2 separate regions of the Homo sapiens genome follow, and region 1 is linked to region 2. Evidence: read pairs that join two places in POLR2A ChIA-PET (ENCODE). Cell type or tissue: K562. All regions are shown on one strand. Links, peaks and the distances in the headings refer to the core of each region. The heading gives the core; the rest is flanking DNA. Region 1 overlaps LOC124906022 (a long non-coding RNA gene). Region 2 overlaps PCBP1-AS1 (PCBP1 antisense RNA 1).

Evidence for each region. ChIA-PET counts read pairs that join two places held together with the same protein. Peaks named below come from ENCODE experiments on the same cell type or tissue, not always from the same donor. Only the 100,000 strongest peaks of a DNase experiment are listed, where the experiment ranks them.
Region 1: POLR2A ChIA-PET joins it to region 2 with 6 read pairs; 12 of 35 experiments call an interaction of 5 or more read pairs at or near these places.

The regions. Positions count from the first base shown.
Region 1 is chr2:70,089,892-70,095,268 of GRCh38, reverse strand. It overlaps LOC124906022 (a long non-coding RNA gene), which reads left to right. Exons shown (of 2, transcript XR_007086868.1): 1 at 1-883; 2 at 1,022-1,376. Among named protein-coding and RNA genes, the nearest start is that of PCBP1, 5.1 kb to the right of the region's middle. RefSeq lists an enhancer at 1-56. In K562, for the core only: no CTCF peak of the experiment used is centred there; no DNase peak of the experiment used is centred there; H3K4me3 peaks cover 373 bases.
Region 2 is chr2:70,036,659-70,042,035 of GRCh38, reverse strand. The region is part of intron 6 of PCBP1-AS1 (PCBP1 antisense RNA 1); the gene reads left to right. It also overlaps a transcript of ASPRV1 not described here. Among named protein-coding and RNA genes, the nearest start is that of PCBP1-AS1, 48 kb to the left of the region's middle. In K562, for the core only: no CTCF peak of the experiment used is centred there; no DNase peak of the experiment used is centred there.

The DNA.
Region 1 (5,377 bases), core at 117-5,116, 53 kb before region 2:
AGAAGCTGGGATGGGTGCCCACAAAGGAAGCCTTATTTTCCAAGGCAGCCAGAGAATCATGGGTCTGAACTTATCCCGTCTTCTCAGATGGAGGACTAAGACCCAGAAAGAGGGAGGAATTTGTCCAAGCTCTCCCAGTGAGCTGATGCCAGAGCCAGGACTAGAACTCAGGTCTCCCAATTCTCAGCACAGTGTGATTTTCCTTGCAGAATGTTGATGCTCAAAGAACAGGAACCCCAGAACCCCAGGGAGGTAAGGAAGAAGAGCACAGCCAGGATCAGAAGAGTGAAGAAACAATGATGTCCCACAGGCAAGGATGCCCACACAGAATGACTTTGGGGGGACTGCCAGTTATTTTGTATGGAAGGCTGAAGGTAGTGGCAGGAGACTTGTTAGGCCTTGCACTGGTGAGGCTGGTGGGGAACAGATGTTCAAGGGCCTGGAAAACTGTGCTGAACAGTTTGGGTTTTCTTTCATAGACCATGGGGGTGAGGTGGGACTTGAAGGCCTTTGATCGGGGGACACATGTGTTTAGATCTGAATTTTAGGAAGGCCCCTCAGGTGGCCAGGCTAGGTGAGGTGAGCAGAGGACTTGGTAGTGGAAGGCTTCTCTTGCTGTGACTGCCTATTTGTATGTCTGACTGGGCGCTGTCTCACTGGCAGGAGGTGGCAGGCCCAGGGATGCTGGACAGTATGTGGTTCACCACTTGGGGTAGCCAAGAGTAGCAAGGGGTGAGGTGGGTTCAACTCACAAACCTGAAGCTCTTGGTAAATACTGCTTACTTTTCAGGTCACAGGGAGTAAGTAGCTGCTCTAGGGGTGAACCCAAGAGTGGTGATTCACTGTCCAAACTACTGGCTGGAGGAGAGCTCGTGGTGGTCATGTACGTGTGTGCATGTGTGTGTGTCTATATTTGAGTGGGGCAAGGGAGGGGATTGGGGACCGGGGGAGACCAGCCTTCTAAACACATGATACAAATACTATGGCTATGACACAACAGGTGTTTGTCAACCTGTTCCAGCTCTTCCCAACTATGGCAGTGGCTATGGCCTAACAGCTGGAGGCAGGAACAGGGCAGTGACAAGAATCAGCAACTGCATAGGGGCCTCATCAATTTCCAGTCCTCCATCCAGAAGAGGACAGGACATGCTCAAGCTGCCCCAAAGAGAAAGGACAAAGGAGAGGAATTCTGAGATGCAAGTCCCTATGGAAGAGGGGACAGAGTTAAATTCCAGCAGTCCAACAGACTATGGCTAGAGCCATAGTCTTCTCTTACCTGTATCTTTAACGTTCAGCTTACTATTGGTTCCTTATTATCTCCTGTTAGTGAGGTTCCTTTCAAAAACAATAAAACAAAACAATATTTTCCCGCTCAACTGCTCAACTTTTTGACTTAATTTTTTTTTTTTTTTTTTGAGACGGAGTCTCGCTCTTTTGCCCAGGCCGGACTGCAGTGGCGCTATCTCGGCTCACTGCAAGCTCCGCCTCCCGGGTTCACGCCCTTCTCCTGCCTCAGCCTCCCAAGTAGCTGGGACTACAGGGGCCCGCCACAGCGCCCAGCTAATTTTTTGTATTTTTAGTAGAGACGGGGTCTCACCGTGTTAGCCAGGATGGTCTACGATCTCCTGACCTCATGATCCGCCTGCCTCCGCCTTCCAAAGTGCTGGGATTACAGGCGTGAGCCACAGCGCCCGGCCAACTTTTTGACTTATTTCTTTTCCTCCTTTGCACCATCAAGTATTTGAGCAGTGGACACCCTTGCCTCCATTTCCTCACCCACTATGCCCTCCTCTCCTCCTGCAAACTGGTTTCCCCGCATCACTCTTCTGAAATTCTGCTCCCCAAACATACTCATTCCAGTGAAATTGTCTTCCCCAGAATTCCTTTGGTGTCTGAAAGGACTGGGGAGAAAGGATAAAAAAACTATTAAGATTGGCTGGGCGTGGTGGTTCACGTCTGTAATCCCAGCACTTTGGGAGGCCGAGACAGGTGGATCACCTGAGGTCAGAAGTTTGAGACCAGCCTGGCCAACGTGGTGAAACCCCATCTCTACTAAAAATACAAAAAATTAGCCAGGCGTGGTGGTGCGCACCTGTAATCACAGCTACTCAAGAGGCTGAGGCAGGAGAATCGCTTGAACCCAGGAGGCAGAGGTTGCAGTGAGCTATCATGCCACTGCACTACAGGCTGGGAGACAGAGCGAGACTCAGTCTCAACAACAACAACAACAACAACAACAACAACAACAACAACAACAACAAAAACTATTAAGATTTAGATTTTGGCCAGGGGCGGTGGCTCACATGTGTAATTCCAGCACTTTGGGAGGCTAAGAAGGGCGGATTGCTTGAGCCCAGGAGTTTGAGACCAGCCTGGGCAAATAGTGAGGCCCTGTTTCTACAAAAAAATACAAAAATTAGCCGGGCGTGTTGGCACATGCCTGTAGTCCCAGCTACCCAGGAGGCTGAGGTGGGAGGATCAGCTGAGTCGGGGAGGTTGAGGTTGCAGTGAGCCGTGACTGTGCCACTGCACTCCAACATGGATGACAGAGTTAGACCTTGTCTCAAAATAAATTAAATAATTTAGGCCGGGTGTGGTGGCTCACACCTCTAATCCCAGCACTTTGGGAGGCCAAGGTGGGTTGATCACCTGAGGTTGGGAGTTCAAGACCAGCCTGGCCAACATGGTGAAACCGTGTCTCTACTAAAAATACAAAAATTAGCTGGGTGTAATGGTGGGCACCTGTAATCTCAGCTACTTGGGAGGCTGAGGCAGGAGAATTGTTCGAAGCCAGGAGGCAGAGGTTGCAGTGAGCCAAGACTATGCCATTGCACTCCAGTCTGGGCAATAGAGACTTTGTCTCAAAAATAAATAAGTAAATAAATAGTTTAGATTTCAATTAAAAAAATTGTCTTTGATTCAGATTTCATTTGTTTTTAAACTGGTAATATTTAACTTTTGTGTTTATAATGTATATAATATTTAGGATTCTGCTTATATATAGCTTATAAACAAGCATAAGGATTAGCATACATATATAATTTATAAATAAACAAGTTATAAAGACATATGCTAAAGACTTGCTATGGAAGGCCTATACTTTAAGAAAATGTTTGGAGACCACCGATTTTCAGTATGACGCTCAAAGCCTTTGTTACGGCATTCAATGCTGGTGATAATTTAGCCTTAAGTAATTTTACGGCTTCCTTCACCTCCTCTTCCTCCCTTTACCACAGATCATACTCTTAACTATAATCAGCTACTAGACATCTTCCAAGCGCACCACAACAGCACGATGTAGTTCAGAGTACTTTGCCCACAGTAGCTGCTCAATCAAATCTGTTAAATAACCTCCTTACAGCATTATTGTCACTCCGTCAGCCCTGGACTGTTCCTCCTTGACTTCTCTCAAGGGCACTCTCCTGATTTCTCTCCTGCTGCTTCAACTATTCCTTCTGTCCTCACTGGCTGCCTCTTCCATATACACTTTACAAATATTTACTGAGTCCCTGCTATGTGTCAGGTATGGTGACAGGTACTAGGGTACCCAGTGAATAAGAAAACTAGGTCCTTCAACCCAACGAAATACCCCAAAACTCCATCTCTAGTCCCTTCCCCTCATTTACCTCTGTTCCTATGCAGCTTTGACTTCACCTCAGTCTTATTTCTAGCTACTTGTTGACTATTTCTGTCTGCATATACTTCTATCACCGTGCCTGAATTCATTGCTCCCCCTTTTTACATCTTCCTCTGGCCTCCACACCCAGTTTCAATATCTCTGCCATTGCCTAGTTCCTTTCCTTGCATTCCTATTGATACCACTTGCCAGCCTATATTAGAACCTGCTTCTTCCTTGAGGTAGTTTGCCAACTGCTATTCTTGCTTTTCATCTTTCCAAGTAGCAATTCGTCCTATGCCTTGCTGCCTAAATCATTATTTTACAAATTATTGCCAGCTTTGCCCAGTATAAGATGCAGTGGGGAGGAGGTTCAGGAAAGTCTGAGGCCTACTTTTCTTTCTTTTTTCTTTTTTGAGACAGGGTCTTGCTCTGTCGCTCAGGCTGAGTGCATTGGTATGATCACAGGCCACTGCAGCCTCGACCTCCCAGGTGCAGGGCAATCCTCCCACTTTAGCCTCCCAAGTAGCTGGAACTACAGGTGCACACCACCACACTTGTCTAATTTTTTTTTCTTTTTTTTTTTTTTTTGTAGAGACGAGGTTTCACCATGTTGCCCAGGTTGGTCTCAAACTCCTGAGCTCAAGTGATCTGCCCACCTCGGCCTCCCAGTGTTGGTATTACAGGCATGAGCCACTGCACCTGGCCTAATTTTTGGTATTAAGACCTGCTTTTCATAGGGCATTCAAACTGCTTCACCCAGCATTTCAGGGATTCTTCAAAGACTATTTGGCTTGGTGTTTGAGGGTTCAAGCTTATATCCCCTCTTGCCTTGATTTGGATTTGTGCTTATTGTTCCCAGAAGGCATGGTACCCACTTCTGGGTCTTCACTAGGTCCCCCTCCCTCCCCACCTGTCTTGGCCTCTCAGTCCAACTCATTTAATACACATTGCTTTGTTTCCTACCTTTTAATCATCTGTCTTCTCTGCCCAGATTTTGTGGCCAACCCTCAGCCCCCAGAAATGGGCCTTTTGGCTTTTTATAATCGAGTACACTGAAATTTACTGTGTTCTAAGCACTGTTCTGTTTTATATACATGCTTTCATTTTATTTTCACAAGCCCAGAAGGTGTTAATTTTAACATCTTCATTTATAGAGATTAATTTGTCCAAAGCCATGAATAGGAGGCAGAACTCAAATTTGAAAGCAAGTCTAACTCCAGAATTTGGGCTCCTTTCAGTGACTGCTTGCCTAACCCTGCGTGACCACATAATAAGCCTCAACGAATATTTACTGTGGATAATACTCCCCTCCCACAGGAACTTCTCTTTGCCATGAGTGATCTCCCATAGTGCCTGGGGTTTGAACTACCCACTTTGGCACCTACTGGTCTATTGTCTGATACTATTGTTTCTTCTTTCCCTCATCTCAGGCTCTATTTTCTCATACTATTGTTTCTAATGTTGCCTTTGCCTAGCAGTTTTCCTTCTCTCATCAGGTCAGGGATAGTCCTATTGGCTGACGTGGGCGTGAGGGTGCTACGGCCTTCACAGCGGGATCTTCCTCCTCCACTGAAGACAATCAGTGGCATTCAAATCTAAGACTCCTTTGGGGTGTTTGTTAAAAATACAGCTGATTAGTTTTGGGGTGGGACAGAGGAATCTGCATCTTTAACACTCAGATCATTCTTAGGTTATAGTCAGTGCATCAGTCTACATTCCCGCCTTGTGAAGACTGACCCATTTAGGCAGGATTATTTC
Region 2 (5,377 bases), core at 242-5,241:
AGTGAATCTTTATCCCAAAGGAATGGACATCAAATAGAGTAATTCCAGATGAAGATAATGTTACTATTACCTTCATCTGAAATTCCAGATGAAGGTAGTAATCACTATTTCCTGTGTGTCTGCATAAGGATAGCTCTAATCCGCAGTGGAACTCTAAAATAGGGAGGAAGGAAGAATTCTGCATTCTTTCTTCCACTTTGAATCCTCTTCTTCCCAATGGAAACAGGAAGTGGTAAATGCAATGGTGCCATCACGGCCATGGTCGTCACTGGCTTCTGGATACAAGATAGGAGGGCTTCTCTGAGGCTCTCTTCCCTAGATTGGACCTCTCAGAATTTCTCTAGAGTGCTCCTGAGCACCCTTCCTTCTACTCTGGGACTATATTCATCTCAGCATCAGTCTCAAGTTTAACTGCTAGTTCAGGATTTTGATGTTACACATGGGGATCAGTGCCAGATGGGATGTAGCTCATTTTTATGGAATGAGTATGACATAAATTTTCTCCTTTCCCTATTAAATTTCTCTTCTATATCTTGTGGGCAGTCCAGACTATAATTTTTTTTTCAATCCTTGAATGGAGATAAGCTCATGCTCTGTGGGCAGGGCGGTGTTACAGGTGGGTCGCCATTTAAATCCGACTGGGTGGGTGACCACGTACCAGGAATGGAAGTTGGCTTAGCTAGTAACCAAAGAGCAAGCCAGTTACTTCCCCTGCATGCCATTCCCAACCAGCACAGCTGGGGAAAGACCACCTGAAAGAAATCTCTAAGACTTCTGATGAAGAAATTACTAGGTCCTCTTGAGACCCTCATGTATGTGTCTTTATTGTCGTGAGTGAGATCATTAGTTGGCTGATCTCAGTTGGCTTAGCTAATCATAAACTAGATGGAAAGGCTCAGCTTTGACCATGACCTTAAATATGGATGGACCATGTCCTTAGGTATGTTCTTTGAGCATCCAGTAAGCAGCATTCTCCGTAGACAAGCCCCACCCTTGGGGCCTTAGCCTATGGCATTTGTCCATTTTTGCCATTTCTTCTGAAAGACTATGGTTTTAACTGAAGACCAGGGAGTCAGCTCGCTTATAGGAAGTGGGAAGAGGGCTTGAAATGGGCATTCAGAGATCTTAAATAGAGCTTGTAGTTTATTTGGTCAGTCTACAAGTATTTGCCACGTTAGTTTAGTTTAGTTTAGTTTAGTTTTGAGTCGGAGTCTCACTCTGTCACCCAGGCTGGAATACAGTGGTGTGATCTCGGCTCACTGAAACCTCTGCCTCCCGGGTTCAAGTGATTCTCCTGCCTCAGCCTCCCGAGTAGGTCAGATTACAGGGGCCTGCCACTGCGCCCGGCTAATTTTTGTACTTTTAGTAAAGACGAAGTTTCACCATCTTGGCCAGGCTGGTCTTGAACTTTTGACCTCATGATCCACCTGCCTCGGCCTCCCAAAGTGCTGGGATTACAGGCGTGAGCCACCGTGCCCAGCCGGTATTTGCTAAGTATTAATTGGCTTATAACTGTGGAAAACTTGTTAACAGCTTTAGGAAGGCTGTTAGGGAAAGTCTCAGGTTGCAGTGAGCTGAGATCAGGCCATTGCACTCCGGCCTGGGTGACAGAGCAAGACTCCATCTCAAAATAAATGAATAAAAATTTAAAAAATAAATAAAGAGACAAAGTCTTGCTCTGTCACTCAGGCTAGAGTGCGGTGGTGTGATCACAGTTCACTGCAGCTTCAAACTTCTGAGCTCAAGCAATCTTCCTGTCTCAGCCTCCCTGAGTAGTTGAGATTACATAGGTGGGTGCCACTATGCCCAACTGTCTCTACTCCCTCTATATACTGTCTCTAGATGATGCCATCTATATTTATTGGTTCAGCTACCACTGATACATCAAGTACTTTAATACCATCATCCTCCACCTAGATTTTTCTCTCTTCTGAGTTTCTTACTCATAATAGCCAAACACTATTGGCATTGTAACCTGGATAGCTCTTAAGCACCTTAAACTCAACATGTCTCAAGCCAAATTATATTGTTCATCACACCATTCTCTTTCCCTTTCCAAACCTCCTCCTCCTCCTCATTTCCTTGATTTAGGAGCATCACTGTCTGGCGTCATTTGTTAACATGCTTTTGCATTACTGTTTTCTATTCCCCCACTGGGAATTTAATAGTCTCCGGTTGTAATGTAAGATGTTTAGGATGTGGTTCTTTCTTTTCTTATTCAAGAACAATTAAAGGTTAAGCTGAGATTCAGACTCTAAGTAAAATGGAAGTCGTGGAGAGGAAGCATCTGAGGGCTAGAACCTTGGAAGAAAACTTGAGAGTTGACTAAGGCCACCCTTAGGTGCAGTAGGGGCCAGAAGACCTTTTTAGGAGCATGCAGAATGGAGAAGAGGTGGGGCATATGATCCTCAGTTTGTTTCTTGTGCAAGCAGAGTAATTGGCACCTCCCCTGCTGGCTGTTTGTGTAAATCACTGTGGAACCTCATGTAATCTGGTTTAAACGTCTAAGGATTGAGCATCCTAGTATAACCCATCAGCTAGCTGGAGTCATCCTTCTCCTTAAAGTTTTGGCTGAAAATGTCATTCTTCAACTTACAGCAAGTTGTTCTGATTCCTTCTTCAGATTTCTTCAAATTCCCAGGAGCTCTGATTTTGAGCTCTTGCTTCCATTGAATTTGTTTAGATTATGGATGGTTTACTAGATCAAGTACACTGACCCTGTTTCCATCCACAATGATACAGATGTAGAACTCCCAGCTAAAGCCTTTATATGCGTTGCAGACTTTATCAAAGGTTTGGGATAATGGAGAGAATTCAACATTGCAACAAAGTAAGCAACTTGAATTCTAATACTGGTTATTCCTGTTCCTCAGAGTACTTTTGCCCACCCCTCCACTAGGGATTTGTCATTATTCATATCACCCACATATGTTGGCTTTGTTTTTTTTTTTTTTTTGAGATGGAGTTTTGCTTTCGTTGCCCCGGCTGGAGTGCCATGGCATGATCTCGGCTTACTGCAACCTTTGCCTCCCACGTTCAAGTGATTCTCCTACCTCAGCCTCCCAAGTAGCTGGGATTACAGGCATGTGCCACTATGCCTGGCTAATTTTTGTATTTTTAGTAGAGACAGGGTTTCTCCATGTTGGTCAGGCTGGTCTCGAACTCCCAACCTCAGGTGATCCGCCCACCTCGGCTTCCCAAAGTGCTGGGATTACAGGCGTAAGCCACCCCACCCAGCTGGCCTTGGTCTTTTATAATCTTATCTTTCTCTCCTCTGCAAACTCTCCTTAGCATATTACCACTAGAACTCCAAATACTTCTGTCATTCTATTTTGCAAGCAATTTAACTCTCTCAAACTCTTCCTCCTAAAATCACTTCTGGGTTCACTTCTGTGTGTCCAGAGCCTACCAAGGGGGAATAAAGAGCTTCATACGCTTTTTTTTCCCCCTTGAGACATGGTTTTGTTCTGTTGCCAAGGCTGGAGTGAAGTGCTATGATGTGGTCATAGCTCATTGTAACCTCAAACTCTTGGCCTCAGGCAATCCTCCCACCTTAGCCTCCTGAGTAGCTAGCACTTACAGGTGATCACCACCACACCTGGCTACTATTTTTTTTGTCTTTTAGTGACAGGGTCTTGGTATGTTGCCCAGGCTGGTCTTGAACTTGGTATGTTGCCCAGCCTGGTTGCCCAGGCCACTGGCCTCAAGCAATTCAACTTTCTTGGCCTCCCAAAGTGTTGGGAATACAAGCATGAGCCACTCTGCCCAGCCTTCATGCATTTCTTTAGCTACACAAAGAATAATATGTAGACCCTCTGATGTTTACTTTTCCATTATCTTCCATCTTTTGAAGGTATTTCTTGTTTTGAGTAGCACTTACTGCTTATCTGCATAATGGTTTTACATTGAAGGATCTATGGAGGAAAAATAGGAGGATATTCTAGGTAAAAGCAACAATAAAAGCAGCAACCTTCACAAAACCTGTTGTGGACAAATGAAAAACTAGTCCAACTGGGCAGAAGAATTCTTGTCAAGGAGGAGAGCTCACAATAGATTAGAAAATCCAGAAACAGACCTAGGTTTCAGCAGGAAAGGATAGTGTTAGGACAAATGATACAGGACAGCTGGCTGACAAGAAAAAAAATTTCTGTCACCATATAACAAAATTAATTCTAAATGGATTACAAGTTTTTACATAAAAACTAAAGTAATAAATGTACTAGAAGATAATTTTTTTTTTGAAGTATGGCACTAAAGGCAGAAACTATAAAGGAAAATGTGTGATGAATTAGCTAAAAAAAAGTAACAGCATAAGCAAAAGTACATGACAAACTGGTTAAAAACAGTTTTCAACATATCTCTAATGTACACAGAGCTTTTACACGTTAATAGGAAAAAAAATACCACAAAAAAATGGGCCAAAGTCATAGAAGAATAAATTCAAATGTGACTAACAAAGCATATAGAAAAAGGCTATTTCAGCCAGGCGCAGTGCCTCATGCCTGTAATCCCAACACTTTGGGAGGTTTTTACAAAAATGAATTAGCCAGGAGTGGTGGTGCACACCTGTAGTCCCAGCAGTAGCTCAGGAGGCTGAGGCACGAGAACGGCCTGAATGCAGGAGGCGGAGGTTGCAGTCAGCTGAGATCACGCCACTGTGCCCCAGCCTGAGTGACAGAGCAAGACTCATGCCTGTAATCCCAGCACTTTAGGAAGTTGAGGCAGGCAGATTGCTTGAGCTCAGGAGTTTGAGAACAGACTAACAAGTCACTGATTATGCCAAGGTGTTTATCTACACCAAAATTGGAAGGTTACCTATCATGATGGAAATGGGGCTAACTGGAAAGGGGAGCCACTCCTCTAGAAGGGGAAGATGGATTTGTTTCCTGGAGTTGAATTTGAAGAGCTAGAGGTACATCCAAGAGGAAATGTTCCATAGGCTGGAGATTTCCATTTAGAGAAAAAAATTACTTCTAAAGTAGAAGCAATAGGTGGGAGTGGAGACTCCCTAGATTTGGCACCTTTGACAGGCTTGGAGGGGAGGTGGTATTTTGGTTCTTCCCTTCCTGCCAGAAGTCTCCTTGAGAGAGACTGGAGAGGAGTGTGTGGTCTCAATTAGAACCTGAAGAGTAGAGACTGGGGAGAGGTAGGAGTGGGCAGTAATCATAAACAACAGCCACAACAGCATTTAAAAATTACTTTAGGCCAGGCGCAGTGGCTCATACCTGTAATCCCAGCGCTTTGGGAGGCTGAGGTGGGAGGATCCCTTGAGCCTAGGAGTTCGAGGCTGCAGTGAGCCATGATCGTGCCACTGCACTCCAGCCTGGGTGACAGAGTGAGTCCCTGTCTTGGAAAAAAATAAAAATTACTTTAGAAA